Regions from separate parts of the Homo sapiens genome. Here all the other regions are linked to region 5. Evidence: chromatin loops called from intact Hi-C (ENCODE). Cell type or tissue: heart left ventricle. All regions are shown on one strand. Each heading gives the region's core, and the rest is flanking DNA. Links, peaks and the distances in the headings are about the cores only. Region 1 overlaps MYO1B (myosin IB). Region 2 overlaps MYO1B (myosin IB). Region 3 overlaps MYO1B (myosin IB). Region 4 overlaps MYO1B (myosin IB). Region 5 holds the start of MYO1B (myosin IB). Region 6 has its middle 180 kb from the start of NABP1.

What was found. Peaks named below come from ENCODE experiments on the same cell type or tissue, not always from the same donor. Only the 100,000 strongest peaks of a DNase experiment are listed, where the experiment ranks them.
Region 1: a loop joins it to region 5, with 2.2 times the contacts of the local background. A loop is called at or near these places in 4 of 110 quality-filtered maps.
Region 2: a loop joins it to region 5, with 4 times the contacts of the local background. A loop is called at or near these places in 27 of 110 quality-filtered maps.
Region 3: a loop joins it to region 5, with 2.1 times the contacts of the local background. A loop is called at or near these places in 16 of 110 quality-filtered maps.
Region 4: a loop joins it to region 5, with 3 times the contacts of the local background. A loop is called at or near these places in 28 of 110 quality-filtered maps.
Region 6: a loop joins it to region 5, with 3 times the contacts of the local background. A loop is called at or near these places in 56 of 110 quality-filtered maps.

Annotation. Positions count from the first base shown.
Region 1 is chr2:191,341,802-191,347,108 of GRCh38, reverse strand. It overlaps MYO1B (myosin IB), which reads right to left. Exons shown (of 31, transcript NM_001130158.3): 6 at 827-873. Among named protein-coding and RNA genes, the nearest start is that of MYO1B-AS1, 98 kb to the right of the region's middle. In heart left ventricle, for the core only: no CTCF peak of the experiment used is centred there; no DNase peak of the experiment used is centred there.
Region 2 is chr2:191,366,483-191,371,789 of GRCh38, reverse strand. It overlaps MYO1B (myosin IB), which reads right to left. Exons shown (of 31, transcript NM_001130158.3): 12 at 2,162-2,248; 13 at 1,498-1,563. It also overlaps the pseudogene RNU6-1045P. Among named protein-coding and RNA genes, the nearest start is that of MYO1B-AS1, 120 kb to the right of the region's middle. In heart left ventricle, for the core only: a CTCF peak has its summit at 2,554; no DNase peak of the experiment used is centred there.
Region 3 is chr2:191,302,127-191,307,433 of GRCh38, reverse strand. The region is part of intron 3 of MYO1B (myosin IB); the gene reads right to left. Among named protein-coding and RNA genes, the nearest start is that of MYO1B-AS1, 59 kb to the right of the region's middle. RefSeq lists an enhancer at 2,598-3,516. In heart left ventricle, for the core only: no CTCF peak of the experiment used is centred there; a DNase peak (open chromatin) is centred at 2,173; H3K4me3 peaks cover 612 bases; H3K27ac peaks cover 1,905 bases.
Region 4 is chr2:191,379,893-191,385,199 of GRCh38, reverse strand. It overlaps MYO1B (myosin IB), which reads right to left. Exons shown (of 31, transcript NM_001130158.3): 14 at 3,634-3,738; 15 at 1,858-1,920. Among named protein-coding and RNA genes, the nearest start is that of MYO1B-AS1, 140 kb to the right of the region's middle. In heart left ventricle, for the core only: no CTCF peak of the experiment used is centred there; no DNase peak of the experiment used is centred there; H3K27ac peaks cover 772 bases.
Region 5 is chr2:191,242,736-191,248,042 of GRCh38, reverse strand. MYO1B (myosin IB) reads right to left here and starts at 2,639. Exons shown (of 31, transcript NM_001130158.3): 1 at 2,417-2,639. MYO1B-AS1 (MYO1B antisense RNA 1) reads left to right here and starts at 1,868. Exons shown (of 4, transcript NR_186085.1): 1 at 1,868-2,124; 2 at 3,970-4,423. RefSeq lists enhancers at 1-628, 2,131-2,753 and a silencer at 2,329-2,718. In heart left ventricle, for the core only: a CTCF peak has its summit at 2,818 (motif pointing left); DNase peaks (open chromatin) are centred at 1,842 and 2,672; H3K4me3 peaks cover 2,721 bases; H3K27ac peaks cover 2,494 bases.
Region 6 is chr2:191,499,111-191,504,417 of GRCh38, reverse strand. No RefSeq gene overlaps it. Among named protein-coding and RNA genes, the nearest start is that of NABP1, 180 kb to the left of the region's middle. In heart left ventricle, for the core only: a CTCF peak has its summit at 2,662 (motif pointing right); no DNase peak of the experiment used is centred there; H3K27ac peaks cover 483 bases.

The DNA.
Region 1 (5,307 bases), core at 472-4,471, 99 kb before region 5:
TCAAAATTGTCCCTGGTGGCAATCAGTAAGGTATGTGAGAAGACGGTTCATTAAACAAATGATCTTTTATTATAAAAATGTATACATCAATTTCAAAACACCACCATCAGACTCAATATTTCCTGCAGCTGCATCCAGGCAGCTGTGTCTCTGTAAAGGGTAGAGGCACCCAAGAGCATGGCCCGCCTGGAGGAGCCCACTGCGTCAACATGCAAGGCACAGGCCAGGGAGTAGTGGGGGATGAGGCTGGAAAGATGGACCCTGTAGGGAGAAGTAGCATTTTCCAACTCAATCAAGCTCAAAACACCAAATAGATTTGGTTTTTATTATTCAGTTCTACTCTACAGCCCCACGCTCACCCCACATGCTTGCTTTTGTTGCCAAGCCTATGGACTTTACCTCTATTAATTTTAAAATACATCCCATCCTTTCTGGACCCACTGAATAAGGGACAAGGGTTACGGTGCACCCTAACCCTAAACTTGAGACCCAGTTTATCTTTCTCTTAATTTCTGATTCTTGATTTCTAAATACCAAACTCAGATAAGCAAAGTGTTACTCTAAATAGCCTCATTTAAATTGCTTATGGGATTTTATGATAGAAGATGTCAAGAAAACATGATAAAAATTGCTTGTTACTCCAAAAAGAATTCAAAAGGAAAATTCCAGAAATCAAGAGTCCTTATAGAACTTTGTGTTTCAATAGAGATGATGTTCCTCTTATTTTAAAAATGTGTGTATTAAGAAATATTAAACATCTACTGGTTGTTTAAACATACATGAGCTAAATATTAGTGTTAACACTTATGCTTATACAAATACTTACAAATCTAGAGGAGTTGTCATTCCTTACAGTTTTGGCATTTCCAAAAGCTAGTAGGAAAGAAACAGATGTATGGTTAAAAAAATAATAATAATCTCAAGCAGAAAGATAAAGCAAATACAGTATTTGAAATCTATGATTTCTGGAAAATACAACTTGTAGCAATGATATTTCTGTCCAAAACTTCCATAGAAATATACTTAACAGAAGTCTTAGTAAGTTGCTAAAGCTTCCATGTCTTACAAGTTCATAGAAAAAGAGAATCATTCCTATGACTCATGGAATTTTTTCAAGTATTACTGTAAACTTAATCTTACCTAATTCAACACCTTTTAACACTTCTAGAGAGTAGTCAATTGAGTGACCAGGAAGCAAAGCTTCATGCTCTTCTAGGATTATCATCACTGAATAAGGTTATTTCAGAGATTACTTATTATCAAAGGCTTTATGGAACTTGAAGTTTCCAGATCATGGGGAATGGCATGTGAACCTTTAAATTGTTTAATTAATTTTAAAATAAAGCTATTTAAATATTATTAATTATATAGCTCTGGAATACAGGAAGAATAAGAGATTTGGAAACAACAGTCATTTCCAATAGGCTACAAGTGCTACATGGTTTCATCAGTTTATGCACATCAGACCTAGGTGAAACTTTCCAGACAACAAAGAAAAACAATTTGGCCCATAATGCAAAATACAAATGTTCCAATCTTAGCTGTTTCCTGGAGACAAATCCCTCACAGGACTCCCTTTTAAATGAGAGCGTTTAAGAACCCCATGGTTGACGCTGGTCCAGACACACAGTGCTCTTGTTTAACACAGGGAACAGCACGGAGTCATAGGGTAAAAGGATTGTTTCACCAAGCCTGTGCATAAGATAGGAGCAAGTTAACCTGGGCCATGGTAGTAGAAGATTAAGTAGCCTAAACATAAGTTGTATAAGTAGAGGCGATCCCTGTTTGACACTCTGGAAGCCCCACCCCGCCCATCTTTACCATTTCAAACTTTAATGTGCAAACTAACTACATGAGGATAAAGTGCAGACTCAGGTTCAATGGGTCTGGGAAGAGGCATGAGATCCTCCGTTTCTACCAAGCCTCCCACCTGCCCAGTCTGTTACTGGGATCCAGGGGCCACACGGCAGCTAGAATGAATAATGTGGTGAACAGAAATAAACTTCTGGAATCAGAGGCTAGGCATCAAATCTCTAGAGGTCTCCATAACTTCTTCAAATTAAACAGGGAGCAGATTAGACTACTGAGTGTTCAAATGAGAACTACGGGCTAAAATCTGGTCTGACTTTTGAAAGCAGTCAGAAGTCTCTGATCAAGGAGAGAGGGTGTGTGCTTACCTATGTTAACTCCGGTAATTCAGCAGCCACACTTGATGCATTATATTTTGTGTGGAGTGGCTTTTTCGTGTTTTTGATTCTTTTTTTTTTTTTTTTTTTTTTGAGACGGAGTCTCGCTCTGTCGCCCAGGCTGGAGTGCAGCGGCGGGATCTCGGCTCACTGCAAGCTCCGCCTCCCGGGTTCACGCCATTCTCCTGCCTCAGCCTCCCAAGTAGCTGGGACTACAGGCGCCCGCCACTACGCCCGGCTAATTTTTTGTATTTTTAGTAGAGACGGGGTTTCACCGTTTTAGCCGGGATGGTCTCGATCTCCTGACCTCGTGATCCACCCCCCTCGGCCTCCCAAAGTGCTGGGATTACAGGCGTGAGCCACCACGCCCGGCTGTGTTTTTGATTCTTAAAAAGATAGTTGCCCAAGCTTGGTTAAGACAACATTTACAAAGTCAACACAGGCAAAGTTCTTTGCCTTAGAGATGCTGCTTGGGCTGAGTATGGTTTGGTAGGTCCCTGGCAGCAAATTCTGTCTTCAACAGAAGATGAGCTGAAATGCTATACAGAATGAAGAAATTTGCACCTAAAAATATTCAAAAAAGGATGCTTGCTGGAGAGGTTCCCATTCTTATCTCATGTCCACCACCAGTTAAAAGGCTTTCATGAATGTAACCTTGATAATGGTGTGTATTGACCTAGTTATCATGAAGACGATGACATTTCTTGTGTTTTCACAGGCTAGTCTTTTGTGGTGGGTGTGAACATGCAGGGCTGCCAAGTTAGCTAACTTGCACAGCCCCAAGTCCGACTAGAGATGTTGATGCATAAAGGACAGTTTATTGTGGCTTGAAGGTCAGGGGCAAGTGAAGGAATTGCTTCAAAGAAACTTTATTCAGGGTGCTATTTGCAAGCCATAAACCATCTTTTCATCAAACAAATCTGAGTTGCACATTACTAAACACAACCCTAAACACTAAAGCCTTTTATTGTGAGCCACAGAATAAAAAGCAAGTGTTCCATTATAGAACACTTGAGACACATTCCTCAATTGGTTTTTTTAAAGTTCATTGTTCTAAATGTTCATTTACAGTAGCAGCTCCAGCTAAAAAGTAAAGCATTCCCATAAAAGATAATGCATGCCCACAGTAGACATTTCTTCTATTTCCTGCACTGGAGCCTAGTTCCAAATACCACTGAATAAAGAGCCAGATTCCAGTCACAGATGCAGGCTACAGCATTCCTCAGCATTTCTCCTTTACATCACAGCACTCTTAAAATAAACATATGCAGAAATACAGCAAATGTATAGCACCCCAACTTAAAAGCAAAAGACAATAAACAAAAAGTCAAATATTGGAACAATAAAATTGAGAGATATCGCTTTCCATAATAGCTTCGTTATTAAGATATTGCAATGGAGGAAAGATCAAAAACAGCATAATAGATGATTTGCCTTCATTTCTCTCTTATGCTACTAACTGGGGATACAGATGCATGGTGTGTCCTTGTAATGGTGAAACTGAAGCATGGGAAGTGTGTCTTGGGGTCACAGTGAATACTCAGTGTTCGGGAGCCTCTCTGAAAGGGCAGGAGAGGCTGAGCCTGAGTACAAACGACAACAGGGCAGGGTTTTAACCCTTCATACTGGGAAAAAACTACCCCAAAGCAGTTCTGCTTTAATCCGTGTTGAATCTCATCCTTCCATGACTTTACTTCTATGACTTGAACCAAAAGTTTCCACCAAACTACCTATCTAGCCTAGAGATTCTAATCAAGGGTGGTTCTGACTCCCTAGGGGACATCTGACAATGTCTGGAGATACTTTCAACTGTAACAACTAGGGGCAGGGGTGCAACTGGCAGCTAACAGAGGTCAGAGATGCACAGGACAGGCCATCCTACAATGCACAGGACACCCTTCCACAGCAACATGTAAGCAGTCCAACACTGCTGAGGCTGAGAAACCTTACTCCACCATAACAAATATGTTAAGTGACAGTAAAGACATGCTTACAATATAAAGCATTTTTTTTTTTGAGACAGAGTCTCCCTCTGTCGCTTACAATATAAAACAAGTTTTTTTTCTTTGTTTGTTTGAGACAGAGTCTTCCTCTGTTGCCCAGGCTGGAGTGCAGTGGTGTGACCTTGGCTCACTGCAAACTCCACCTCCCAGACTCAAGCGATTCTCATGTTTCAACCTCCCAAGTAGCTGGGATTACAGGCATGTGCCACCACGCCCAGCTAATTTTTGTATTTTTAGTAGAGAAGGGGTTTCATCACGTTGGCAAGGCTGGTCTCGAACTCCTGGCCTCAAGTGATCCACCCGCCTTGGCCTCCCAAAGAGCTGGGATTACAGGTGTGAGCCACTGTGCCCAGCCATAAAGCAGTTTAATAGCTTGCCATCAGTAGGGAAAGACTTTGATATACTGTTTCCAATGCCAAGGTAGTTCATACTGATGTTGTATGCCATTCTCCATGGCATTAAGGAAACTCATTTCTGGTTTTGTTTTCTGATGATGTTATGGGCTGAATGCTTATCTCCCTGCAAAATTCATATGTTGAAGCCCTAACCCTCAAAAAGCTAGTATTAGGAGGTGGGGCTTGTGGGAAGGAATCAAGGTGAGATGTGGTCATGACGGGTGAGGCCCTCAAGATGGAACTGGTGGTCTTATGAGAAGAGATTCCAGAGAGCTTGCTCTCACCTCTCCCCACTCAAGCACAGTGAAAAGGTCAAGTGAGCATACAGCAAGATGGCAGCCACCTACAAGCCAAGAAAAGAGGCCTCAGAATAAAATCTACCTGGACAACAGCTTGATCTTGAACTTCTAGCCTCTAGAGGTTTGAGAAAATAAGTTTCTGTTGTTGAAGCCACCTAGTCTGTGTACTTTGTTATGGCAGCCCAAGCTAAGACAGAGAACTAAATAGAGAATTTGAGCACTCTCCAGTCAGGTTTAGGCTTTCTATGACTCTGGAAAAAATGAGTCCTTAAGTGTTTCTCGGGGTGAGCCCTCATTTCTCTAACAACAAAAATAATCAGCCACAGGTGTTATCCTGAATAATAAAACAGCACTGCACCATCATATGCAAATGATCAGTTGATTATTTTTAATCAAAATTTAAAGAATTCAAATAAAAATTGAG
Region 2 (5,307 bases), core at 694-4,693, 120 kb before region 5:
GGCCAGGAGCTTGGAGTAATGACAAGGGTGGAGAAACAGGGGAGTCAGAGACTTACCACATTTATTTTTTTCTTACTTCCAGATACTGGGGAACCTGTTACTTTGGGAAGAAAGGTGAGGAAGTGCCCCTGGTCTCAATCTTAGTAAGAAAGAAAAGCAATAAATGAAAATATTAAAAGGGCCTGGAGTTTAGGTCCTGAGTCTGCCGCTAAGTAGCTGTATAACCCTGGGGAGTTAGTTGACCTGAGGAGCTTTACTTTCTCATCTGTAAAATGGAATTCATAATAATAACAGCTACTTCATGAGGCTGTTTTGAAAAGTAAATCAGACCATACACACACCACTTACCACAGTGCTTACATACAGTCGGCCCTCAATTAGTACTTACCATTAGCTATTAAATATAGAATATGATTGAGGGAAAACATACTAAGAAAAAGGCATGTGCTAGCAAGGTCTGGTTTAGGTGAAAGGAATGATCTGATGTTTTTTTTCTGAGATTCTGTGACCCTAATTTTTTAGAACATGTAAATTCTTTGGGAACATTCTGGGCAGAGCCTGGTTCCTTAAAGAAATTCACAAATCTTACTTGTGGAGGAGAATTAAGAAAGGAGGAGCCCGATCTACTTCTTATTTCCGTGAACCAAACTAAAATACCACTCCTAAAAGTGAGAATAAATGTTTTAATAGATCCTTAAAACTCCTTCTAAATGTCAAAGTTAGCAAGGGGGCAAAAAGGAAATTCTAACATAAGTAGATAATGTTTATTTTCCAAATCACTTTTTTCAGGGGCCATGCTCATCTTCTCTATATCATTCTAATTTTAGGTATATGTGTTGCTTAACCAAGCACAAATGGTTTAAATATTTAATCTGTAACAAGCATAGAATCATTTTAAAAAATTCACCATGAGCTTCAGCAGAAATTATTTCAACCTCTGCAGCAGAATTCATTATCATAAGATCACAGTAATGAGACTCAACACATCACCTAATCCAAATCCTCTTTCTCTGAGTCTCACAGATGAAATGACCAGCCCTGGCAAGGCCAGAACCTATGTCCAGCCCTCCTGTGGCTTTCTTTATGGCACCAACCTGCCACACTTTCTAACAACACACAAATGGCCACAGACATACTCATTGTAGCTTGTTGGAAGCCTCACGGTTAGAAATTTAAATACGCAATTTCAAAAGTCAGGTACTAATACGAGTTCTTTTTAAGCAGTACTGTCTCCAAAATGCTGGCTCTCAGCATACGCACACCACACACACACACACACACACACACTCAGGCACACATGCAGGAATACACAACCAAATTTTGTTACATCTACACAAAGATTTGTTGGCAGATTCAAAGTGATAGTGTGTTACATCTACACAAGGATTATTTGTAGATTCAAAGTTACAGTTACTTATAATGTCTACATAATACAGGATTTAATTTCCAACCATTCCACTCTACTAAAGACAATACAAAAAAAATTTTAAATCTTACCTCGAAAATCTCAAAGCCATAAATGTCCAGAACACCCATGACCTTCTTTCTCACTTTTGTTTGTGCCTTTAAAAAGTTTCAAATTAAAGGGTTAATTAAGGCATGAAATATAACACTACAAGCATCCAAGGAACATAGATATATATTACAAATTAATTATGTTTCTTAAGTAAGAAAATAACTAATTTAGTTGTTTTTTAAAAAATGTATGAGATGAGGCATTGGTATAGAACTCTTTTAGAAATTTTAATAATAGGTGATATATTTAAAGAAGGCATTAGTGGTGCCTTTCAAAATCACCTAGTCCAACACTCTCATTTTAGTAATGATTAGATCATGACCTAGTGAAGTAAAGTGACCTTTTCAGCAAAGTGTGTACCACTAGTTACCAGGTGAGCCAGGCCAAAACCTGGGACGCCGACTCCCAGAGTAACTCCACAAAGACCATCAGACTATTCACCAGTCAGAAGCAACACACATGGCAAAACAAAATAAACAAAATCCCTGACAAATTTCAATCTTATACATGGTACACTCTTTTTAAGGAATAATCTTTGTAAGTGGCAATCAATTATTTGATTATAAATTTAAACTTTCTTCAACTTAATGTTTATACTGTGAATACCATTTATTACAACTGATTTTGCTCATAGAAATTCAGTACCTTAATGCTTTCATTGATTCGATTTACCAACCATGAAAACAACCTGCTGTAGAGGTTTTTAGCCAGAGCATCACGGGCATAATAAGCCTATTAAAAAACAAACAAACAAAACTTAACACCCACAATTCCACAATGCTTACTTTTAATAAAATCATAAAGATACTTTTAAAAAATATTTGAAGCTCTTTTATTTCACATCTTTGCAGAACCAGTTTTCTTGTATCATAAACAATCAAACCTTTAAGAGAATTAGGCAAATTGTTTATACACAGTTACACTTTTTCACAAACCAGGAAACTAATTTTAAATACTGCAAAAACTTTCACCACAAAGATATTTATTTCAATTTTATGGAACAGAGAAAAATCAGACGCAATTTAGACATCCAACAATAGGGGGTAGTAAGAGAAACATGCACTGAGAGTAATGTTACATAGTCATCAGAGAGTGATGGTTATGAAAATCAGGTAATGAAATGGAAATGCTCGCGTAATGTGAAAATTAAACAACTGTCTACTTAATATGATAACTATTTTTTAAAACCCTTATACACAGAAATGGAAATTCAAAGGAGATATATGAAAATGGCTTTGACTGATGGAATCTGCAAATTTTTTTTCTTCACTCAATCTTTTTTTATTTTTAAATTTTTTTGGAGACAGAATCTCACTCTGTTGCCCAGGCTGGAGTGCAGTAGCACAATCTCAGCTCACTGCAACCTCTGCCTCTTGGGTTCAAGGGATTTTCGTGCCTCAGCCTCCCGAGTGACTGGGACTACACGTGTGTGCCACCACGCGTGGCTAATTTTTGTATTTTTTGTACAGACAGGGTTTTGCCTTGTTAGCCAGACTGGTCTCAAACTCCTGGCCTCAGGTGATCCACCCACCTCAGCCTCCCAAAGTGCTGGGATTAGAGAGGCATGAGCCACCATGCCTGGCCACACTAATCACTTGAGTATTTAAAAAAACTTCCACAATGAGTTCTTTTAAGTTATAGAATGAACATAAACCCCTTCTTACGTGCTTATCTACTTTTAAAGTTATTCAGAACTACTTGACAAAGAGGCAGAAGACATATGCATCTCTATGACTCTTAGAATCCAAAGGCCGAAGAAAGTCAGGTTTGGACAGAAGAATCTAAACACCCTTAAATGCACCGAGTGCCCAGAGCATACAGTAAGTAAGTACTAATGAGATGTTTAATACCAGCATCCTGGGGAGGCCTGGAGGTTGGGTGTCAGCAGCCTAACAAGGAACTGGCCTTGGGAGAGAAAAAGCTTGAGGTTTTGTTGCTATTTTCAACATGCTGGCCGTATGTGTGTATTTTGCTGCTTCTAAGTAAAAATTGGGGTATTACTGTTAAAATTAACCAGTACATTTTTATTTTACAAAGAGCACAACTTGTTAGATTATGTGGGAATACTTTCTCTACATTTCTTCCTAAATAAAATGTAACAACTTTAATAACAGATTCACTTCCCTGGCAACATAACACAGCTGAAGATAACACCTTTTCCCTTCATCTGACATTTCCATGCTAATCCCAAACCTCCCTCCCTACTCCAATTAGGGTTAGAGAATATACCTAAGAGTTGGCAACAAACAAATAAACAAACAAGGGAGGGAATGCTTCCATAGTAGAAAATGCATGTCAAATGCTAAAACAGAGAAATCAAAATATAATTTAGATGCATCTTTCCCCAATACCCTTTCTTCTAGTTTTTGCTTTCTTAAAATAGGTAATTTAAGTGCTTAGAATAATGCCTAGCACACAGTTAGTCTATAGATGTACTTATATTGATTTCTGAAGTATCCTTTTCGTCTACTACTACCTCATGAGGCTATATAATTTCCAAATCCTTTCCTTTTTCTTCTTATAAATTCAAGTTATCTCAAAACACCACATAATTTCAAAACACCATGTTTTTGTAAATGAGCCCTTTTTCATCTTAATGTCGTCCAGCTTTTTTAGTTACATGCTATCTACTTTCAACAAGCCACTATTTCAATAAACAACTGAACTAATAGTGACAATTTATTCTGATAAATTGCTTTATATTTTTTAAAGTGTATTCACAGCCAATATTAATCTTCTTTGGTTTCTTCAACAATATTTATTCCAGGGGTCTCAAACTCAAATGTTTCCAGGGACTGTGTGATAGAAATGAACAGGAAATGATGGCTCTCTCTATTGGGGTTAGAGGATGCATTCCAGGCTAAAGGCACTCAAATTCAAAACTTAAAGAGCAAACAAACAAAACCAAAGAAAATACTACCCTTTAGTCAACTAAAAATATTGAGCTTTACCTGGCCCTAGGAGCTGCCAATTTGCCACCTGGCTGCCAATGTGCCACCCCTGACTTCCTGAGCCTGATTCATGCCACCAAATCTCCACAACATTATCCTATAAAGCAGTAAGGGAAGGAATGTCTATTCCCACTTAAGGACCACTAATATGGGGTGTAGAAACGAGGGAAGACTCAAAGTGCACTAATTCACCATCTCAGTTTCAAAGCACACTATGAAAAGACCATGCACTTCTGCAGCTGCATGAAACTCAGAGAGGAAAAGCCCAGGTGGAATGTGCTGCAGACATGGCCAGTAACAGGCATGGTCTAGGACGGCAAGTGACAAAGCAAGGTGGAGACTCAGAGATGCACAGACATGGGGCCTGCCCTCCAGGAGCTTAGAGTGGAGCTAAGGAGATCAAACTAACACAGAGGAAACAAGCAGAGGACAGGTGCCAAACTGCAAAAAAAACAGGTTCTGATGGGGGTGCGGGGTGTCTCAGGAGGCCTATTTGATCAAAGAAGTCTCCTAGGATAGGGCACAATCAGGTAGAGCATTTAGATGGGCAGAAAGAATGAGCATGACATGGGGGGTGATAGGCAGGTCGGAGCAGAGGCAGCAGGTAACAGAGAACTAGCAAGGAATAAACTGAGGTAAGCTGTGTGGGATCAGATTTCAGAGGACATCAGAAGCCAAGGAGAGAGTATGTCGGAGAAGCTGAAAAACTCTTGTCTTGAGTTTCTATTATTTCAGTATTAGTCCTCCTATCTAGAGAAAGGTCTAAATGCCTTGGGAAAAGGAGGCATGGGGCAATAAAGATGATGCTGGGGCCCAGGAATTGAAGCTATGTGGAAAGGC
Region 3 (5,307 bases), core at 672-4,671, 59 kb before region 5:
AACAGGTTGCGGTAAAGAAGCTGGCTAAAACACACCAAAACCAAGATGGCGAGGAAGCTGCCCTCTGGTCACCCTCACTGCTCATTATACACTAATTATAATGCTTTAGCATGCTAGAAGACACTACCAGCAGCGCCAGGACAGTTTACAAATGCCATGGCAATGTTGGGAAGTTACTCTACGTGGTCTAAAAAAAAAAACAGAAGGAACCCTCAGTTCCAGGAATTGCCCATCCCTTTCCCGGAAAACACATGAAAAATCCACACCTTGTTTAGCATATAATCAAGAAATAACCATAAAAATGGGCAACCAGCAGCCCTCAGGGCTGCTCTGTTCATGGGATGAAATGACCATTCTTTATTCCTTTACTTTCTTAATAAACTTGCTTTCACTTTACTCTGTGGATTCACCTCGAATTATTTCTTGCACAAGATCCAAGAACTCTCTCTTGGGGGACCCCTTTCCAGTAAACAAACTGAACTGTTGGACACCCAGTTAGTGTCAGATAACTGGTTGGTGCTGGGGGAAAAATGTCACACACCTGGTATCAGAAATGATGTTAGAAACATACAATTATCTGCTGTCAATTACCTGGAGCCATGCTTTTCTAGGTACCCACTACTGCTTCCCAAGACTATCTCCAGGCTATTGCAATTCCAGGGGTTGCCTGGGACTCTGAACCTCTCCATCCCAGCCAGGAATTGTGACTGGGCTCTGATCCCCCTTTCTCCCTCTGATCCCCCTTTCTCCCTCTCTCTTCACCTTTTCTGTTCAGCCACTGCATCCTATGGATTTGCCTCTAAAGTGTCCCTCCCATCCTCAGATGAGCCTTCTGTCCTTGTCCCTTACTGCAAAAGCCTACCACGTCCCTAAACCTAAACCTCTCGTTGAGTTTCTCTTTTTCTGTACACCCACAGCAGTTCAAATCCCAAGGCTCATATTCTCTCTCCTCCTACCTGCTTAAAAATCCTTAGCACAAAAGTTCTTTGTGACCTGGGTCTGCTCTTCCTCTTCTACCTCATCTGCCCATCCTCAGTTTGCACCCTAGGTTCCAACCTTAGGAAACCACACGAACTTAGATCACTGATGTGCCATGCTGTTCTAGCTCGGTCTGTCTCCCCTTCAGACCTTTGCATCTGCTGTTGCCTCTGCCTAGAACATTCTTCTCTCAACACATCACGTCTCTCCCTCTTACCCCTAGACGATGATACTGAAATATAACATCTCAATAAAGCACTCCCTGGTTACCCTATTTAAACCAGTAAACCACTCGTGACTCCCCCACAGCCCTGATGCCCCTTCCCCACGTTGTTTCTCCACAGCACTTGTCACCATTTAAAATGCCATTTGTTTTATTAACGTCTCTTGTGTTTTGTCTCTCTCTGTGCTAGAATGTAAGCACAAAAAGGCCAAGATTTTTGTCCATTGTGTCCCCAGTAGGTACACTAGTACATGGCTCACGGTGGGCACCCAAATAACGTATGATGAATGACTGAGTCAACACTGTTCCCTCTGACTAGAAAATTCTCTCCTGAGCCTAGAGTCCTATTCTTTATCCATGCGGCAAACTCATCACCTAAGGGTCCTCCATCCCATCTCCTAGCTCCTCAGGCAGGGCTGTACCCCATTTCCCAGGGGACCACACCACTTACTGCTCATTCTCAGACTCTTCTGTTAATTCCAAGAGCACTATTAATAATTATGCTGCTACAAAAGGAATCACCAGGGCTACCCAGGGCAAACCAGGACATGCCCCACCTTTTTTATGGCTGCTTTCTCCCTTCGGTATTTATTTATCAGTCTGTCTCCCACGCCAGCCTGTGAATCCTTAAGGGAAAATTCATCTTTGTATTCCCAGCACCTCAACATGTTGTGGATGCTTAATCATGTTTATCAGATGAATGAACAATCACTTGCACTTGGGGATCTGGGATCCCTGGGACAGGCTGGAACTGGAACCTGGGGCTGGTACGCCTGGGCCTGTTCCCCTCTACGTGAGTTTCTACCCCTGTGGTGGCCCCATCACCACCCTCAGTTCCGCAGTCTCACGACTAGGGCCTCATATTCGCTCTGCTGAACACTTTCATTATCCCTGGCTTTGCTAACTTCCCTGGGCTGGCTGGATGGGGACCAGCTTTTGTCAGCCCCTGTTCAGACAAATCCCCACAGGGCTCCTTTGGCCCTACTTACCCTGCCACACCAGTCCCAGCAACAGATTGTGGCAAAGATTCCAATTTCAACAACAAAGGGTGGGGCCAGCACCCCTCCCACCTCCCTAGACAAGGCTTCCCAGGTGGGTTCCAACTGTGGCTCTCTCTGTCAGGGATGAAGTAATTATACTAATCCTTCAGCAGCCAAGGCCTCAGTGCTGCTTCTCCAGATGAAATGGATCTTTTCCAGGATGTTGCAGAACTTCTCAGAGTCTGTCAAAGGTCAGCCACATCTTGGCAGTTAGCAGCTGTTTTGCTGAGAACCAAACTTTTCCCTTTAAGATTGTATCACTGAAATTATCGTGTATGCCGGTGTGAACATAGGCTTGGCTTCACAAACAGCATTTTTACAATAAACTCTTTCGAGTCTGAGATGTGCATTTGGTGAGAAGGGATATAAACTCTAATTGAGGGTCTAGAAATTAGGATTCTGAAACTGCCCAGATGTACCAGAAACACTTTTCAATTAATAAATGTATTCTTATATCATAACAATTTTCATGATAAAAACATTAGGCTGGCATCAAATCAACCTTCCTACTTGAGTTTTAAAAGCTTCATGATCTGGAAGAAAAATTAGCTGAGGTCTCTTTCTGCTAAGAGTACATATCCTGAAAGAAACTGGGTTGTTGTTGTTGCTGTTGTTGTTTTTTGAGATGGGGTTTTGCTCTTGTTGCCCAGGCTGGAGTGCAATGGCATGATCTCTGATTACTGCAACCTCCGCCTCCTGGGTTCAAGCAATTCTCCTGCCTCAGCCCCCCGAGTAGCTGGGACTACAGGCATGCACCACTACGCCAGGCTAATTTTGTATATTTATTAGAGACAGGGTTTCTCCATGTTGGTCAGGCTAGTCTCGAACTCCCAACCTCAGGTGATCCACTCACCTTGGCTTCCCAAAGTGCTGCGATTACAGGCGTGAGCCAACGTGCCCGGCTGAAAGAAGCTGTTTTGAAAATAGCCACAAAAAGCAACATACTGGGAAGAAAACTTTGAAAGTCAAAGGCAGCAAGTTCAGTTCGTGGAGCATTTACAGAAGCTAATTAGGTGCGACGCCCAGAGATGTTTCCCACTGCAGACCCAGCCTCAGGAAGCTTCAAGTCAACAGCAGAGCTTGACCACCACATGGACATTGCACTGCTGATATGAAACTCGCCTAAGTCAAGAAGTTTTCTAATCCTTGTTGTCCAGAATCAAACAAATATCCCCCAAGACTGACAACAAACACAGTGCCTGCCTTCTGCTTATTTTGACCCATGACAGTCATGCATAAAAGGAAAAGGGTAATTTTAGCTATTTTCAAGATGGTGTCATTACACACGAGATGTTTATTTAAGGCATCTAAACTGGAGAGCAAACAAAGCTCTAATCCCCTTCTGTACAAGCTACTTGCGTAGATCTGAGGCCTGGACAGATGCAAAGCCTTGCAGACCACAATCTGTCATCTACTGACTTAAACTGCCTTAGATATGGCTCAAAGGGGGTTTTATAAGAATATCCTTTAAGATTCAATTTTTTTTTTTCATGAAAGCTTCCCTTCCTCTGCTCTTCCCTTTTTCCCTTCTAACCAATGGTGTGTACAATCTTGACTTCTAAATACTTAAGCTGGAGTTTAGCCTCTCTCATGAAGACAGGAATTTTATCTGTTTTGTTCACTGCTGTATCCCAGTGCCTGAAAGACTGCCTGGCACAGGGTAAGCTCTCAATAAATATTTGCTCAGTAAATGAATATCTCTTCTACAGTAATAAATAAAAAGAATGCTAGATGGGAAAGCATAAAACCCTTTTCTGCAACTTATTTGTGGAGACGTACTGGATCAATTTAAGGGCTCAACTATTCCAAAAGTAAAATGAAAGAAATAACACAACAGCCTCAGCAACATCACATCAACACACACACGCACACACACCCTTCAGAAAGCACTTTCACATCCAGTTGCACAAGCAACCTCTACAGGAGAATTCAGAATCTACTTGCAATAAGAGCTCTCAAACACAGCTTTAATTCACAGAATTTCAACTCCGTTGCAGAAAAAAAAAACTGACTACATAAAAGAAATAATGTGTGAGTCTTCTGCCCTGGAATCTTAACCTAACCTCTGTATACTCAACCACAGCACTGGTACATTTTGAGATATAGTCAGAAATGTTCTTTATAAAATTACTTTGGTTCACCTTGAATGGAGTAAAATGGTAACAGGATCAACAAAGACTCAAAACACACAAGCATTATAGCAACATCACTCATGGGCAACGGTATGTGATCCTGAAAAACCAGTCTGGCCCAAAAGTAGGGGTCAAAGAGTCCACAGACGGAGGGCTCACTTCTGGACAACTGACATTAGCACTATACCAGGTGCTCCCACTAATTGCTTACCCATTTTTAAATGAGGGTAACCAGAAATTATTCAAAGCTGTAAGCCACTTGTCTAAGTTTTAACATTTGTTGCTGAGTTTGTAATTTACTAACATGGAAAGACTGCTTCACCTTGTGACTGCAATGCCTAAGGTAATATGGCCATCACATTATATCCTAACTTAAGAAGGACACATCTCAGCTCACTCCTGGGCTATGACCACCAGAGGGCTTGTTGCCAGGTACCACAATACACTCTTCTTCTGGTGGCAAGTTCCTTCCAATAGACATACAGACAACATGAACAAATCGAAGCTGAACAAATACTTAAGAGTTGAAGAGCACCATAAAAATATTTTTGCTTTTTTTAAAAAATGAAAAAAATTCTCATTATACTGCATGAAATTTTGAATAAACTCCACAAGTATCCTATCAAGTACATTTTGATTTCATTGAACTCTCAGCCATAACACAGGTAAAATGTAATGAAAAATCACCTAAAATCTCTTTTGTTTTATAGTTGTTGAGCTCTGAAGAGAAAAGCACTGGAGACAGCCACAGAGATGTGCAGGATAAAGTTTCTAACCTACAGAAGCTTCTATCTCATTCAAGAGGGTGACACCAAAACCTAATCAACCATAGCAAGAAGAGGTGTGTTGACGACCACGAGTGGTCTGATAACTCAGGGCCAGTGCAAGTCCCTTGTGGATTATGCTGGGGCTGACCAAGTCTTTCAGACAGACC
Region 4 (5,307 bases), core at 478-4,477, 140 kb before region 5:
ATTCCAAGAGTAGTCAGCCCTAAACTGAATCAGAAGTCAGGAAGCTTCTACTTTGCTAAATAAAGACTGCTACTCCATGGACTGCCCCTATGGGGTCATAAGTCTTAATTCCAAAAACAATCCACTCCACTGACCATCAACCCCACCTACTTCCACCCAGGCAAAGTCCTCTGTTCCTCTCCCCTTCTGCTAACAAGGCCACGACATCCTCTGACCAGCATTTATTCATTCCACACAAAACCCTGGGGAAGCGTGGACTCTCAGGAATCAAGTGTGTTCATAACATCCCCAGAACAAACATTATTGTTTAATGATGCTGGAAGGAAACATTTCCTTTATATACCCAGGTTCCTATGTGAACATGAGCTTCTTCAATCATATAGCAAGGGGATTTTTGGCTGAGATAATCTAGTTAAATTAAGTGTATTACCACTGTTCTTTTTCTCCTCTTCTTAAAAGAGAATAATTAAATGCAAGGTTATATTTATCAAAGAAAACATACTAATCAGAAATTCTGAAAATTAAGATTCCCATAGCAAATTACCTCCTTCACAAAATGTACCAGGAAAATTTTCAGGAAATTCACTTTTCAGAGCCAAAATCAGAGATCTGAATTGCTTATGTGGAATATTAGTGTTCCCATTCAATATTGTTCAGATTTTTTGAAACACAGTTTATTTCTTATTGAAAAATAGTGATGCCTTAGAATATTGTTTAATTTAATCAGAGAAACAACTTTTAGGAATATCTTGAATACTGAGGAAAAAAAATACTGGCTAATTACATATTTCCCAAAAAGCTTTGTAAAAGATGAGTAGAAAATGATTTAATATTCATTCAGAGCATGTGACTGTATTCCTGAAACACAGCACTCATCTCACTAAACTGGTCTTGCTAAAAAGACTGCAGGATAATAAGGCTTATACACTGTTTCAAATTACTTATTCAAAGTCAGGTATTAGTAATCCTAAGCATAAATTAGTTTCCTGTTTTCCACACACAAAATCAGTCTTCCTACATTTAATTCATTTACAATAAACTACGGAATATGATCTAAAAACAAAAATCTTGGACTCAGAAAGCTTACTCGAAATTATCCAATAATTTTTCACACTTTAAGCCTTTTTGCATATGCACATACTTGGGTCATCCGAAAAATTCCAGGTCCCTGGCCACCTGCAGTCACACATGCAATGCCCTCTGCATGTATGATCTGAATCAATGCTACAGCTGCACTTAAGCCACTTCTGGGGTCCCACTTAATTCAGCTCCAGAGGTTGTCCCTTTATGTCACTTAAACTTAATATAATACCCGGTGAATAGTATGTTAAGAGGTCATTAGAGTTTTGGGAATGAAATGGATATTTTGATTTGGCAAAAAACTGGATGGCTGCTCAGAGCCTACTCTGATCAGTACTCACATGCCCAGGAGTCATGGAATAGACCTGGGCTCCAACCATACAAGAAAGGCTGGTACCTTTAAGGCCTGGTGTCTGAAGGTCATAAAAGGGTGTTGTGATATGGCCACTGGGGATCCTGGCTAAGTATCAAAACATCCAGCTGTCTATGTATGTGTTCAAGAACTGTGTATGATCTCTTAGGGCTACAATAAAATCTCTAGAACTCTGCAGTTCCTTAACATATATATATATGTGTGTGTGTGTGTGTGTGTGTGTGTGTGTGTACGTGTATATATATATATATACACATATATATGTGTGTGTGTATATATATATATATATATATATATAAAAAACAGTGAAAATACTAATGCTTAACATTGAGGCACTGAGAACATTTATAAGGGTGAATTATAGGACTAAAACATTCTTTAGAAAACTGTACCTAAGTACTCACATTTTCTATTAGGTCACAAATGATAGCATTATTGAAGTAGTCAATGTGAGTCCATTCTATATCCTAAAAGACAAAACAGAACAAAATCCAATGACACAAGATGAAGCCACGACACTACCATCCATAAAACAGACTTTGACCATCTTATCATATTTCCCTTCCTCTCTGAATTTATTTTCTTTATAGAATGGGTACTGCAAATGTCACAGGCAGTTCCCAAAACTTTCTCAATGCAGCTGCCTACCACTGACATAATCTGATTGAAGCAAACACCCTTGACCTGTTCTGAGACTGCCTTCCATTCCACTCTCCCATCTGCAGCAATTTCCCATGCACTTCACTGGCCCTGGGCCAAATATTTACTCAACAGGCCCTTGGGTCAATATTACGTTGTGTATGTTTACAATGTTTATAAGGAAATAAGTTAGAACTTGATCCCAAGAATTTAAAGCCTAGATTCTTCTGTTCTGAATCTGTAATCATAAGGAAAAAAATTAATTTTAGAGTCAATCTTGTGTTGTAGGGAAGTTAACTCTTTCAAGTGTTAAAAAAAACAGGCCAGCGCTACCACAAAGTATTTTCAACATAAGGAAAGACATGAAAATCTATCCACTGGTTCTAACACTGGCTACAAAGCCAAATCCATAAAGCCAAATGTAATCTTTCTGTGTCTACTTAACATTCTGTCCATAAATGTAAACATTTATTTGTCTTCTATTCATTACAGCAAGCTAGCAATCTTCCTATATATTCTTAGAAGTGTTTTAAACAATCTGTATAAACTGTTTTAAGTTACCCATCAAAGTTTGGGCATTCTCTTCATGATGAGAAGACAGGAAAAGAATGAATCGTGCTTTTAGAATATTTATGTTACTAAAAGGTGCCAGACAAGTATAAAACATTTCTGAAGCATAATGAGTACTCTAAAATAAAGATGAAATATTTATGATTTAGCTTTTGAGTAAATGGGTTGTTTTACTAAGCCACTGGGGATAACAATCACATTAGAAAAATCTATATGGAAAGAAAGATAAAAGAGAATTCAGTGTCCTTAATGGCTTAAAATGATACTAAGAAAATAAAGGAAAACAGGTAATATCATTACTAAAATATTAAGGCAAATAAACAAAAAAGGAAATAAAAATATAAACATAACAATTCCTTTTTATTTTTTGAAATAACTAATTTTACACTTGAAAAAAGACTGGCTATTTTAAAAAATAAAAGGGTGAAAAGCAAATATATATTTTTAAATTAATGATGAAAAGACTCTGCAAACACTACTTCTGGTTATTTTAAGATTATATTAAATGAGATAATCTATACATAGCACTTAATATAATACCTGCTATGTAGTAAGGACTCAGTAACTGTTACCTATTTTTACTATAAATTTGAATACTCAATACTTTTTGATATTGAACAAAGTCTCAAAATATTTTCAAATCTACTTACAGTGATGCTGACTTTTTTGGTATACAGTTCTCTAAGTTTTGGCAAATGTATAATGTCAAGCAACCACCACCATTATCAGTCCCCAAAATTCTCTTTGCAGCCACAACCCTCTCACAACTCCTATCTCCTGGCAATCCCTGACTCTATAGCTTCTTATAGGTAATCAGTCTCTATAGCTTTGCCTCTTCTAGAATGACAGATGGAATCATACAGTATGTAGCCTTTTGAATATGGCTTCTTGTTTAGGCTATCTTCTGAATTAGAATTTATATTACGAGTAAAAAAGGACCAACACTTTTAAAAATAGCATTTCAACATTACCTCCCGTATATACTCCTCCTGCTCTTCTTTAAGAGTAAGTTCAATGAAGATTTGTTGCAGCTTTTCGTTACAATAATTAATAATGAACTGCTCAAAGCTGTTGTCCTGTATGGAGAAAATGAAAAACAGCTTTATAAACCATGCCACTAGCTCTCTCAAAACAATGACACTCAGACATCTCAATCCATGAGAAATGCCACACATGATCTCTCAGATTTAACTGTGGCCCAGCACACGGCTCCTAGGACAGACGCTTGCCCATTGCAGGCACTCGAGGAGTGGGTCATGAGTAAGTGAATGAATGAAGTATACACAAATGATGCAATATTTGAAGGATGAAGACTTTTAGTTGACAGAGAAGCACCCCAAACAGAAAAGCTAGAAACAATCTCACTTCCTTTGCTGAAGGATCAGCAAAGACACAGTGAGCTCCACAATCTCTGTCACCAAGTTCTGAATCTCCCATTCTCAGGTGAAACTTCAGAGCTCAAGGAAGTCCCCCTGAACTGACCCCTTATTGTCCCCATCCAGGGACAGATCCCTCACTCTGACTCTTGCATCCTAACCCTTTTTGTAAATCATGTTATACGAACATGTGTGTATGTGTAAGTATACACATGTACAGATTAGTTTCATATACATCTGCCTCACTAGACTGTACATTCTTATGGGTGAGGGCTGACCATGCTCTCTTGTTCACTGTATTCCTACCCCTTACACAGCACCTCACACCTAGCAAGTTCTCAATATGTATTGGCTGACTGTATGAACAAATGAAGTTCCTACCAAATGGAGACCCAAAGATTAAAGCATCTCCCTGACAAGAAACAATCTCTCTCTCTGTAGAAGGCCCATACCCTTGATCACTCTTAGAAGTCTCAGCAGCCTCTCCTTCATATTAATCTCTTATGAATTTGTTGACAGAAGCTTTATGCCTAAATCATTTCTGAACAATCTGCAGGGCTTAATGTATTGCTGTACATCCTGAGAGCACCAAATGAATAAATTTATCAAGAACCACATCGTCCAGGAAGAAGTAGATCTGACACTAAAACTTGTTTTCACCTCTATTTTTCTTTATCGCCCAAAGATGGTGGCAGTGGGAGCGAGGGATAGTATGACTCCACCACTGGTAAACTGGACTCTTCTCCCACAATGGTGGCCAGTCCTGGTCTAATGAGGAAGGAGAGCCCACATGTAATGGTGCAGCCAAAGCTCACTGCTCCTTGTGAACAGGCAGAGCCACTGGCCTTCAAATCCCTCCATACATGATAGAAGTGAAAAAGTCACAGAGTCTTCTGAAAGTTGATCTTTAAAAATCAACTTTGGTCTTACTTAGGAAAACTTAAAAATGATACTTATGCTGCAGCATCTAACTACATTCTTTCCTGGAAGTCAGCTAGGAATTTCTAATCACCAGTGATGCAGTGATCAGAGGAAATTTTAAACTCAAACTCATAAATAACACATGTGAATATATTGTCAGTGACTTATCTTGTTAATGCTAAACTTAGTTAAGGATAAAAGTTTGTTTGTTTTATGTCTTGAAGAGTCTTACTAAAAGGCAAACATTTATTTTCAATAATTTTGACAAATATAGTCAGATACAAAGGGCACTCCTCAGTCCTCATTTTCACACAAATTTTTTAAAACCCTGTGCTCAAATTCGCAGAG
Region 5 (5,307 bases), core at 670-4,669:
AAGATCCCTTCTTAGCCAAACACCACCCACTCACCTCACTCCCTCTTCTTCCCCATGATGTCAGACGTTCCTCCTTGCTTTGCATAACTGTGCAGCAATCAGGGTAAGTTAGTCTTTAACTCCAGGCTTGACAAAGTGATGATTCATCCTGGGAAGGGGATACAGCCTGTTGCCAGCCTTATCACACAATCAGGCATCCACCAGAACGGCCAGAGGCCAGAGACCAGAGACCAGCCACTTAGGATTCTGCTATCTGTCCACATCTCCAGTAGCAGCAATGTTCAGATGCTTTACATTTTGTTAATGTATAGAACAATGAGTACTTGAGAGGAATTCAATCGTGTTGTATTTTATAAAACAATTCACAGCATAAGTGAAAAGTCCAAAATGGTAAGACAACAACAACAAAAAGTCTCCCTCTGTTAGCTGCCCTAGCACAACGTTTTGCCAGGCAGTGTGTTAGTTCTAATGACAAACAGCTTGACAGTTGGACACCATCCCATTTCAACTTCACATCATAATGGCTCCTGAGGACAACTCCCAGTGCTTTTCAGCCTGGCCTGAAAATTTGACCACATCCCCCACGAAAAAGACAAACCCTCAGCAGTAGCTTATACAGCTCTTTTCCATTACCACTTAGTGGGCAGGAGATATTTTTTTCCCCCACAGCAAGCTCCTAATTAGCCTTCTAAGGTTAAGAGGCTTTCAAACTTGGTTCATCTCAAAATAAATGGCCAAAGGGGTGGTTTAATGGCGGACCCTCAGCTTGTCAAAGAGGCAGCTCTGGGCCACTTCCCAGCCCTGTCTGCAGCCAGACTACTACAACAGAATGTCTCCTAAATTATCACCACAGTAATGCTAACCTTCAGTCCGACTTTGGGAATCCTCCCACCAGTGTCCCACAGGCACAAACCATGAATGCCTGGAAATGTCAGCCTCCTCCCAAAACAGTTTTGCTTGGAATACCCCATTCAAAAAACACACATCATTCAATCCCCCATAGCTCCCTCCCTAGGTCAGCCAATCCTTTGGCGAGTCTCGATTCCAATCTAGGAAAGGTCACTTAACAAATGTCTGACACATTACATTTAATTCTACCACCTCTAAACGATCCTCACACAGAGAGTGAAAGCACAGAACACTTCAATGCCAGGGCTCCTCAGTTCAAACCCCAAACGCTGGTGTGTGTGGTGTGTTTCCTGGGACAGACTGTAAAAGGGTTTTTCAATTGTGTTACATAGTCTGATTCATTTATTTATAGCAATGTCTAATTTTCTGGTGGTTTCTGCCCTCAAACAGTCCTGGAAAACTGTTGTACTATATTATACTATAAAACAATTTTACGTCAAAATTGATTCTATAAAATTTGTCTCCTACCCATTCCAGCCAATATCCACTAGCTACACACACAGACCCAGAGGCACACACATACACACCAATACCATAGTTCATAGCAAAATTTTTTCAAATCTCAAAAAAAAAGGGGGGGGGGCTTCTTTCACTGTAACTAAGAAGATTTGCTTTGAGCAATCTAACATTGGGAACGCCTAGAAACTCAAGAAGCACACAACTTGTTGCAGCAATAAACGCTGGGCCGAAGCCTGAACAAAGCACTACAAATAAGCTCTAGAAACTCACATGGCCCTTGAACAAAATGTTGTGTGTTTGTAGTTACCTCTCCAGCGCGCTCTCATCACCCTCTCCCAACCCTCTCCCCAACTCTCTTCCCGGCCCCACCACCCTTCGTAGCTCCCGTCTCTAATCTGGTTTCCATTCCAGCCCCGCCCCCTTCCCCTTCCCTCTCTGGGACCGTGAATCAATCCCATCCCGGGCAGGAAACGAGACCCAGGGCAACCCCCTCCGCTGCGGCGGAACAAAGGAGGCGAGCGCAGCTGCACGCGCAGGGAGGCCCACAGCGTCCCGGGCCCCTCCTCCCCCGCCGCCGCCGGGGCACACCGCACCTGAACCCCACTCCCCAGGACGCCCCATTGTTCTCCCTCCGCTTTCCTGCCCGGAGGAAGCCACACCGTGTCTTTCCAGGGGGCCAGGAAACAGCTGTGGGCCAGAGGAATGGAGGGGCTGTGGGTGAACACGAGGACAGCCGAGATTCGACTCTGCCCACAGGTACGAGAGGCATGGGGCAAAGTAAGAGCAACTTAGTTTACAAGCCCTTCTTCCCTCCCGCCACCCCCGAAGCCACTGCGGAGTCACGACCACCCTCCGCAACCTACAGCGTGCGCCGTTCCCGCCGCAGCGCCGCGTCTCCCAAGAGAGCGGCAGAGCCCGCTGACCCCCGCCCGCAGGGTGCGACGGGGCCAGGGACCGCGGGCACAAAGGCGCGGAGCAGGCGCCTCGGGGGCCGACGACGGACGCAGAGGGAAGGGCAGGGGAGAGAGAGAGAAAGCGCTCGCGCTACCTCGCCTGGCGCTACCTCGCCGGGCGCCACTCCGCCTCCACGTCGTCCTCGCTCTCCGGTGGCGCTCCGGGACGCGGGCCCAGCCCGGGGCTGCGGGGCTCCCGCCGCGGCTGTTCTGCCAAGGCTGTCCCGCGGCTGCCGGCCGACTGCGCGCCGCGCGCTCTGGTACTGCCTCCACGCGCCGCGGTTGAGGCTCCCGTGCGCACCCAGCTGCGGAGTGCTCAGCGGCGGCGGGAGGAGCCCGGCCACTCCCCTCTCGCCCGCTGGCGGAGGGGCCGGCCGAGGGGCGGGGGCGGCGACCTCGCTGCCTGGGATTCGCCCCTCGGCGCGCGGGCAGGAACGGGAGCCACCGCCTCCGAGCCGACTCACCTCTGTCCGCCCGGTGCCGGCTTCACAGCGCCCCCCGGTGAGCGTCGCGGCGGCCTCCGCGCCTTGCGGGTTTGCGGCCCGACCCTCCGCACCCGGGGCGAGCCTGGATGGGACGAGGCTTGAGGGAAGGAGGGGCGATCGTCGCGGCCCCCACGGAAGGCAGTCTTTCTACCTTTTTTGCTTCCAGACTCACTGACATAAAATGAGAAATACAACATTTGACAACTCGAAGCCAGCCTGGGGTCACATTCCGGCAAACAGTGGGAGTAAGTCTCAATTTTTCCTCCTCCCCAAGATGAAAATTTTTGGATGCCGAGAATATCAGAAAATATTAGTTTCACAGAAAAAGAAAAAAATTATACTGAGTGGTGTGGTGTGTCTTCATTTACAAGACTTTTAGTATCTTTTAAATTACTTAATCTCACATTGTGGGAAATAGACACTGGCCAATTCTTTGTGTTATAAATACATGAGAGGTAGTTTAAAAGAAATTTCAAATACCCATACGTATTTGAATAGAGTGTATTAACAGGTCCTGAGTAATGATCAGTGATGGGGTATATTATACAGGCATGTAGGGGCCAGAGAATCAGGACACCCCCCCTACACACACACACACACCTTCTCACTCAAGCCCTATTGCCTCATTGGAGAATTTAGAACAATCCTCTTGACCCAGGTCCTGGTTTCTTCATCCTCGCACAGGGAAGGGTGCGCATTCAAACTTACTCACTGGGTGAGATGAGGATTACTTGGCTGAGGTGTTAAAAGCACTGTAGACACAGTAATTATTACTCATGGTTCTAACTACTTTATCCTATAATGAAATAAATTGCCATAAATGGGCCAGGTTTAAATGGACTGACCTGTATCTGGAAACTGTCACTAAAGTGAGGTGAACCAAAGAATTCAGACCATATATAGTAACTGTTCCCACTGGCATAAGAACCACAGGCGCTGGGATTTGTTAAATGCCACTAGTAGAGTTTGGAAAGGTGGGACCTTCACAGACTATATCTGCTGGGAACTGTCTCATCATTGATGTCACCATCAGCATCACTTCAGATGTACAAGTGGTGTGATAATGGGCGAAACTAACACATACTGGGTACCAGGGACTGTTCTTTGTTTAATCCTCACAAAAAGCTCTGAGGTAAGTTTCTCTCATTATCCTTGTTTTACAGACCAGCAAAGCCAAGGACAGAGAGGTCTTCAGGGAATACATGGCTATGGTGGTTTGAAGACTCCCATTAGAGAGTGGATATTAATTGCCCTCCTTTTGAATATGGTCTGGACTTAGTGATTTGATTGTAACAAATAGAATACAGCAGATGTGATGCTATGTGACTTCCAAACCTAGGTCATAAAAGGAGATGAAGTTTTCACCTGGCTCTCCCTTGGGACACTCACCCTTGGAACCCAGCTGCCATATTGTGAGGAAGCTCAAGCCACAGGGAAGGCCATGTGTAGGTGTTTGGGCTGATGGTGCCAGCTGAGGACCTGGTCTACTGCCAGTACAACTTATATCAAGCATGTGAGTTGGCGAGCTTTTGAAAGAACTCCAGCCACAGTCACTGACCACGCTGCCTGAGAGACCTAGAGAGAAAACCTAGCTGAGCCAAATCAGGCCCCGGAAACGTAAGTGATAATAATAAAAGATTGTCATCTGGGTGGTTGTTACATAGCAATAGACACCTAGAACAGTGACAGAGCTGGAATTTGAACCCAGATAGTCTGACTCTATAGTCTTCACTATCAAGCACACTACCTCAGACCTTGATAACCTAGCATAATGAAAACCCTGGAGATCCCAGCCTTCACAATAGGCAACATATGAACCTGCTACCTGGTGACGTGTGTTAGACTCACTTCTCCATTTTGCTTGTCTGAGTTTAGGTTCCCAAGTGACTGCTTATAGCAGTTTGGCAGTTCATGGAACTTCTGACCTCTACTGTCCAGTTCAGCTTTTCAAAAATAGCAGAAATGCAGATGGCAGGTTCATGAATATAAGATGTATACAAATTGAAGAGTGGGGGAATTCTATAAACTTTTGATCTTGGAAGGTGGCCAGATTTTAGAAAAAGTAGGTTTGAGACAACTATGTGCTGAGTAGGTCTATCAAAATAGCTAGCTACTAGAAGTAAAGTTTTGAAACTCCTGACTCAAGAAAGGGATAGGACACAGTTATGTCAGAACAGTTCGGCCTCTAGAAGGACCTCGCATAGTGAGGACAATTAAGACTTTCTCCATGATTTTAGCAAGTTCAAAAAAGAAAATAATAGAAACTGTAGAACTTATCCTAATAAACACTAAGAAAATGAACCAAGTTATTAGCCAAAAATATTTCTAGAGAAAAATCATGCTTCTCTTTTAAAAATACTGTTTACCTAGTTTTCATAAATCTCAAAACCCAAGTTTCTGAGGACATACAGGTTTTAAAACACTTTTACCTTCCTGGCCATTTTTTTCAAAAACCAATCAATCAACAACTTTTGAAATTATAAAAAGCAGATTAAAGTTAT
Region 6 (5,307 bases), core at 521-4,520, 260 kb before region 5:
CTCCAGCCTGGGCAAGAACGAGACTCCGTCTCAAAAAAAAAAAAAGAAACTGGGTCCACCCAACATGGCCAGTCTGGCAACCTTTAATAAGCAAATGCCAGCCGTTAGAAACTGAGTCCACCCAACATGGTGATTCCTGCAGCCTTCTTGCCCTTGCCCCACATGTGCCTGGAAACATGGCTGCCCCCATCTATCCCCACATGTGTAGAACATCATGGTGCCCTGCATTTGCATATTAAAAGGCTAGGGTACGAGGGCCATTTTTTTCACGGGCTATGTGAATGACATGCCTTGTCAAACCAACCCCCTGAGCCCTACGCAAATCAAACATCGCCTCCTCCAGCCTCTTCATATACCTGGTTGGTTTCCGTGGCAAGTGGGGTTCCCTCTCTTGGCTTTGGAGTCCCCCTCCCTCTGTCTCTGTACAGGGGAGCTTTTTCCTTCTCCCTTCCTTCTTACTCCTTCTTGCCTATTAAATTCTCCGCTCCTTAAAACCACTCCACGTGTGTTTGTGTCTTATCTAATTTGATGTGAGACAAGAGCCCTGGTGTTCCTCCACTCATCAGAGCCACATCAATAATTTAGGTGAAGTGCTTGGCCTAATGCTTTGCGAAAAGCAAATGCTAATAAATATCAGCTTGTTACTGGTGGAAGTTATCTGAGTTACAGGTGGCAAATCCCTATGGGTCTGTAGCAACCTCAATTCTTGCCTCCTCAAAAGAAAGAATTCAACTGAGGGGCATAAGGCAGAAAAAGAGACTGAAGCAAGTTTCAGAGCAGGAGCGGAAGTTTACTGAAAAGCTTTAGAGAAGAAAGGAAAGTACACTTGGAAGAGACTCAAGTGGCAACTTGGAGGTCAACTGACCCATTTGATCTTGAACCTAGCATTTCATATGCATTTCACTTCCGGTGTTGTGATCCCTTTTTCCCTTGATTCTTCCCTTAAGGTGAGCCACCCACATGCGAGGTAGCCTACTGGTGCCTAGGAGGTGAGCGCGTGGTGTGTTTACTGGAGTTGTATGCATGCTCACCTGAGGCTTTCCTCCCTTTTCCAGTGGAATGCCGGGAAGGTCATACTCCACCATTTTGCCTCTTAACGTGCATGCTCGAGACCACGTGCCCAATTTCTGAAAGCTGCCCATTACCAGTTTCAGGGGTTTTTATGTACTGGGAAACTGCCTCTCCCTGGCGCTGGCTGCAACCAATTATTATATTAGAGAGGTACTGTGACAACTGCCTGACCATCATCCAATGGTCACCTGACATTCCTGGTGAGTGGGAGATGCCCTCTCCTGCCCTGCTGATGCCCGACTAGCTACCTTTTGTAACAAGCTGTTGTTGTCTTGTGTCATTGTTGCTAACAATTCTGCAAAGAACTTTGGAGTTTGGCTAAAGAAAAATAAATTTAGTTTTGTCATGGTCCTTCTTTTACCTTCCTTATGTAAACCAAAAATAAAATTCTAAGTCCCCCCAACCATCTGAATGGACTTCCTTCTTGGCCACGGTGCTCTTAAAATTTAACCTGAGAGACTGGTTTAGGCCAGGACAGGAAGTGAGGGTTGGACAGCATTCATTATAGCTCACTGGCATCGACATCAATGTAGACCTTAAGTCTGATAAGAAGCATTTACAGGCCAGGCACGGTGGCTCACACCTGTCATCCCAGCACTTTGGGAGGCTGAGGCAGGCAGATCATGAGGTCAGGCACTCGAGACCAACCTGGCCAACATAGTGAAACCTCGTCTCTACTAAAAATACAAAAAAAAATTAGCCGGGCATGGTGGCTTTCTCCTGTAGTCCCAGCTACTCGGGAGGCTGAGGCAGGACCTGGGAGGCAGAGGTTGCGTTGAGCCCAGATCGGGCCACTGCACTCCAACCTGGGCAGCAGAGTGAGACTCCGAGACTCCATCTCAAAAAAAAAACCAAAAAAACAAAAAAAGCACTTACAATTCATTCTCTCTGAAGCCGGCTACCTGGAGGCTTCATCTGCATGATAAAACTTTGATCTCCACAACCTCTTATTACAACCCAGACATTTCCTTTCTGTTGATCCCAGGTCTAGATAAGCTCAACCAATTGTCAACCAGAAAATTTTAAAATCTACCTATAAACTGGACCGCCCCCCCAACCCTCACCACCTTTGAGTTGTTCCGCCTTTCTGGACCAAACCAGTGTATTTCTTAAATGTGTTTGATTGAAGTCTCTTGCCTCCCAAAAAATGTATGGAACCCAAGCTGCACCCCGACCACCTTGGGCACATGTTCTCAGGACCTCCTGAGGGCTGTGTCATGGGCCATGGCCACTCATATTTGACTCAGAATAAATGTCTTCAAATATTTTACAGAATTTGACTCTTTTTGTTGACACTTAACCATAAAATGGAGACGATATTCTGTCTAACGTTGAAGAATTAAGTAAAACTAAATCTTTAAGCACTAGATTTTACAGGCAGAATTTTGTTACTATAAAGTGTTAGATTAAAAGTTTATTTCTAAATGCTTGTTCATTTCAGAAAATTAAAGCTTTTTCTTTGATAATTACAATACTGCTGTCTTTTCTTGCACAAAGAAAGACAATGGAGAAACAAGGTAACAGGAAGTCCCCATAAGTTTTCCTCTTATTTTACTAAACACTGTACAACCAAGAGGCAAAATTAATTCCACAAGAGGGAGACAGGTCCATGCTGAATTTCCTCAGGGAAAGAAAAAAAAAAAAGAAACTATGATTCTGTTCAAGGACTTCTTGAAATTTCCAAAGACATTTTAGGTTTTGCCATATTTTTAAAGGGGTCAGTTTGTGTGCTCTTTCCTTTTTCTCTCACCTTTCAATGAGCTATTAGAGAAACCGGTCCTGTCTAAAGGGAGCCAGAAATTGAAACTTGGCTCCCAGGCAGACCTTTCAACAAAGGCCACAGCCATCTCCCAACTGGCCTTTGCTCCTCCAACTTGACATATGACACGGGTCCCACCAACCATCTCTTTCTGTGGAAACCAGCTTCCATTTCTCCCCTTCGTTTTCTGGTCTCTCCCATGGCCAGCCCCCTCTCCTTCACCCTGGGGCAGGAGGGAAGGCAGGGAGGGAAGAGCTGAAGCTGCGGCTGCTCTGGTGTGTTTCTACAAGATGCCTGGCAGCCTATGGGCCTCCCAGCTGGCACGGGGGTGAGGAGACCCGGAGCTTGGTGTGGGGAGGACAAGAGACCTACACACAATGGGATCCCAGGAGATGAGCAATAACCCCACTTCTGGCTCAGCCAGCCGTGTTTGGCCTGTTTCCGCAACAGCTATAATTTGCTTTGTTTCTGTGCCAGAGTGGGCTTCCCCAGCATGGGAAAGGATTCCTTTTTGGTTCATCCCCACAGTTTCCAGAAGCCTCCCTACTTCAAGCTGCTGCAGTGTATGCGTCTCTACTGAAGGATAATAAAGTTGTCTTTGGAAGGAGCATTCCTGACTCAGCCACTTCCTACCTGTGGGGCTTTGGCCTCAGGTTCACCTTTCGTTGTGTGGGGATGATAACAGTCTGCAGAGTATCAGGATTAAAAGAGACTAGACAAGTCTGTGATTTTCAAATTGTGCCCTGAGGAGCCCTAAGGGTCTGGAGGACATATCTAAAAAAAACTGCTCTGGCAATGCAGGGGGAGCTCCAGCAGTTCGATATCACCTGCTTCACTCACACACACACACACACACAGTTACTTTACTCACAATAGCTGGTTGGCCTTGCCTAGAAGAGCTTGACCCTCTCCAGATTACAATCCTCCTCTTCCTCCCTGTGCTTTAGAGCTGGGGTTTCTAATCACTAGCCTTATGCAGCTATTTTCAAATGGGGCTTCCCTGGAGCTGCACTGGGGTTTGGATACCCAGCCTCATATCTACTCTGCCCCCGCCCCTTAACCCCACAGGGCAGCTCTGCTTTTCTCTGTCTTATATAATACACTGTGGTTCTGAGTAGCGTTGGTAGCGAGGCAGCAGTCTAATGCTCTCAGTCTGAGAAGCCCCTGATGGAGGGCATCTGGAAGCACTTAGGGGAGCAGTAGTGATGAGGCATGATGCCAAAAGGCATGGGGAATGTGAGCAAGAATTGAGTGGGACTGGGGCTGCCTCAATGCAATTGGCTTGCCAGCACAAGGGCTCCAAATACTTCTTAGTCCCAATACTTACTACTTGCCAATTGCCTGAGACTGCTTTCTTTCTTGGTTTCTGCCAGTTTCAACAAGAACGAAGAAGGAAGCTGTTCGGCTTAAGCCAGAACATCGCATGTTGTGGGAGCAGCGGCTCAAGGAGGAGCAGATGCAGAAGCCCAGGTAGCAGAGTGCAGCTGCCACCCACAGCCAGCCCTGCCTCTGACAGGGGATACAGCCTGCTGGCGTGAATGGTCCATGCCACCATGCCATGTGAGGGACAAGGAGACTCCTCCTCAACTGTGAAAAACTCAACACACCACATTCACATATGCGACACACATTTTATTTTTGCCTCTATAATTTTCCTGTCATTTTACTTTATTTTTATTTGAATTGTTTAATTTTGTCACACAAAATGTGAAATTATGTCACCCAAAAGGAAGAAGCAGTGTCTGTCAACAGATAAATGGATAAACAAAATCTGTTTGTACATATACATTCAATGTTATATTATTCAGCCTTAAGAAGGAAGGAAATTCTAACACATGATACAACGTGGATGAACTTTGAGGATATTATGCTAAGTGAATAAAACAGTCACAAAAGGGCAAATATAGTATGATTCCACTTATTCAAGATATGCAGAGTAGTTGAATTCATACAGACAGAAAGTAGAATGGTTGTTGCCAGGGTCTGGAAAGAGGGAGGAATGGGGAATGTATTAGTCCATTTTCACGCTGCTGATAAAGACATACCTGAGACTGGGCAATTTACAAAAGAAAGAGGTTTATTGGACTTACAGCTCCACATGGCCAGGGAGGCCTCACAATCATGGTGGAAGGCAAGGAGGAGCACATCACATCTTACATGGAGACAGCAGGCAAAGAGAGCTTATGCAGGGAAACTTCCGCTTTTAAAAACCATCAGATCTCATGAGACTCACTCACTATCATGAGAACAGCACAGGGAAGACCCGCCCTCGTGATTTAATTATCCCCCACCGGGTCCCTCCCACAACACGTGAGAATTATGGGAGCTACAAGATGAGAGTTGGGTGGGGACACACAGCCAAACCATATCAGGGAGATAGTGCTTAATGGATACAGAGATTTAGTTTAGGAAGATGAAAGAAGTTCTGGAGATGGATTATAGTGATAGTGTACAACAATGTGAATGTGCTTTAATAC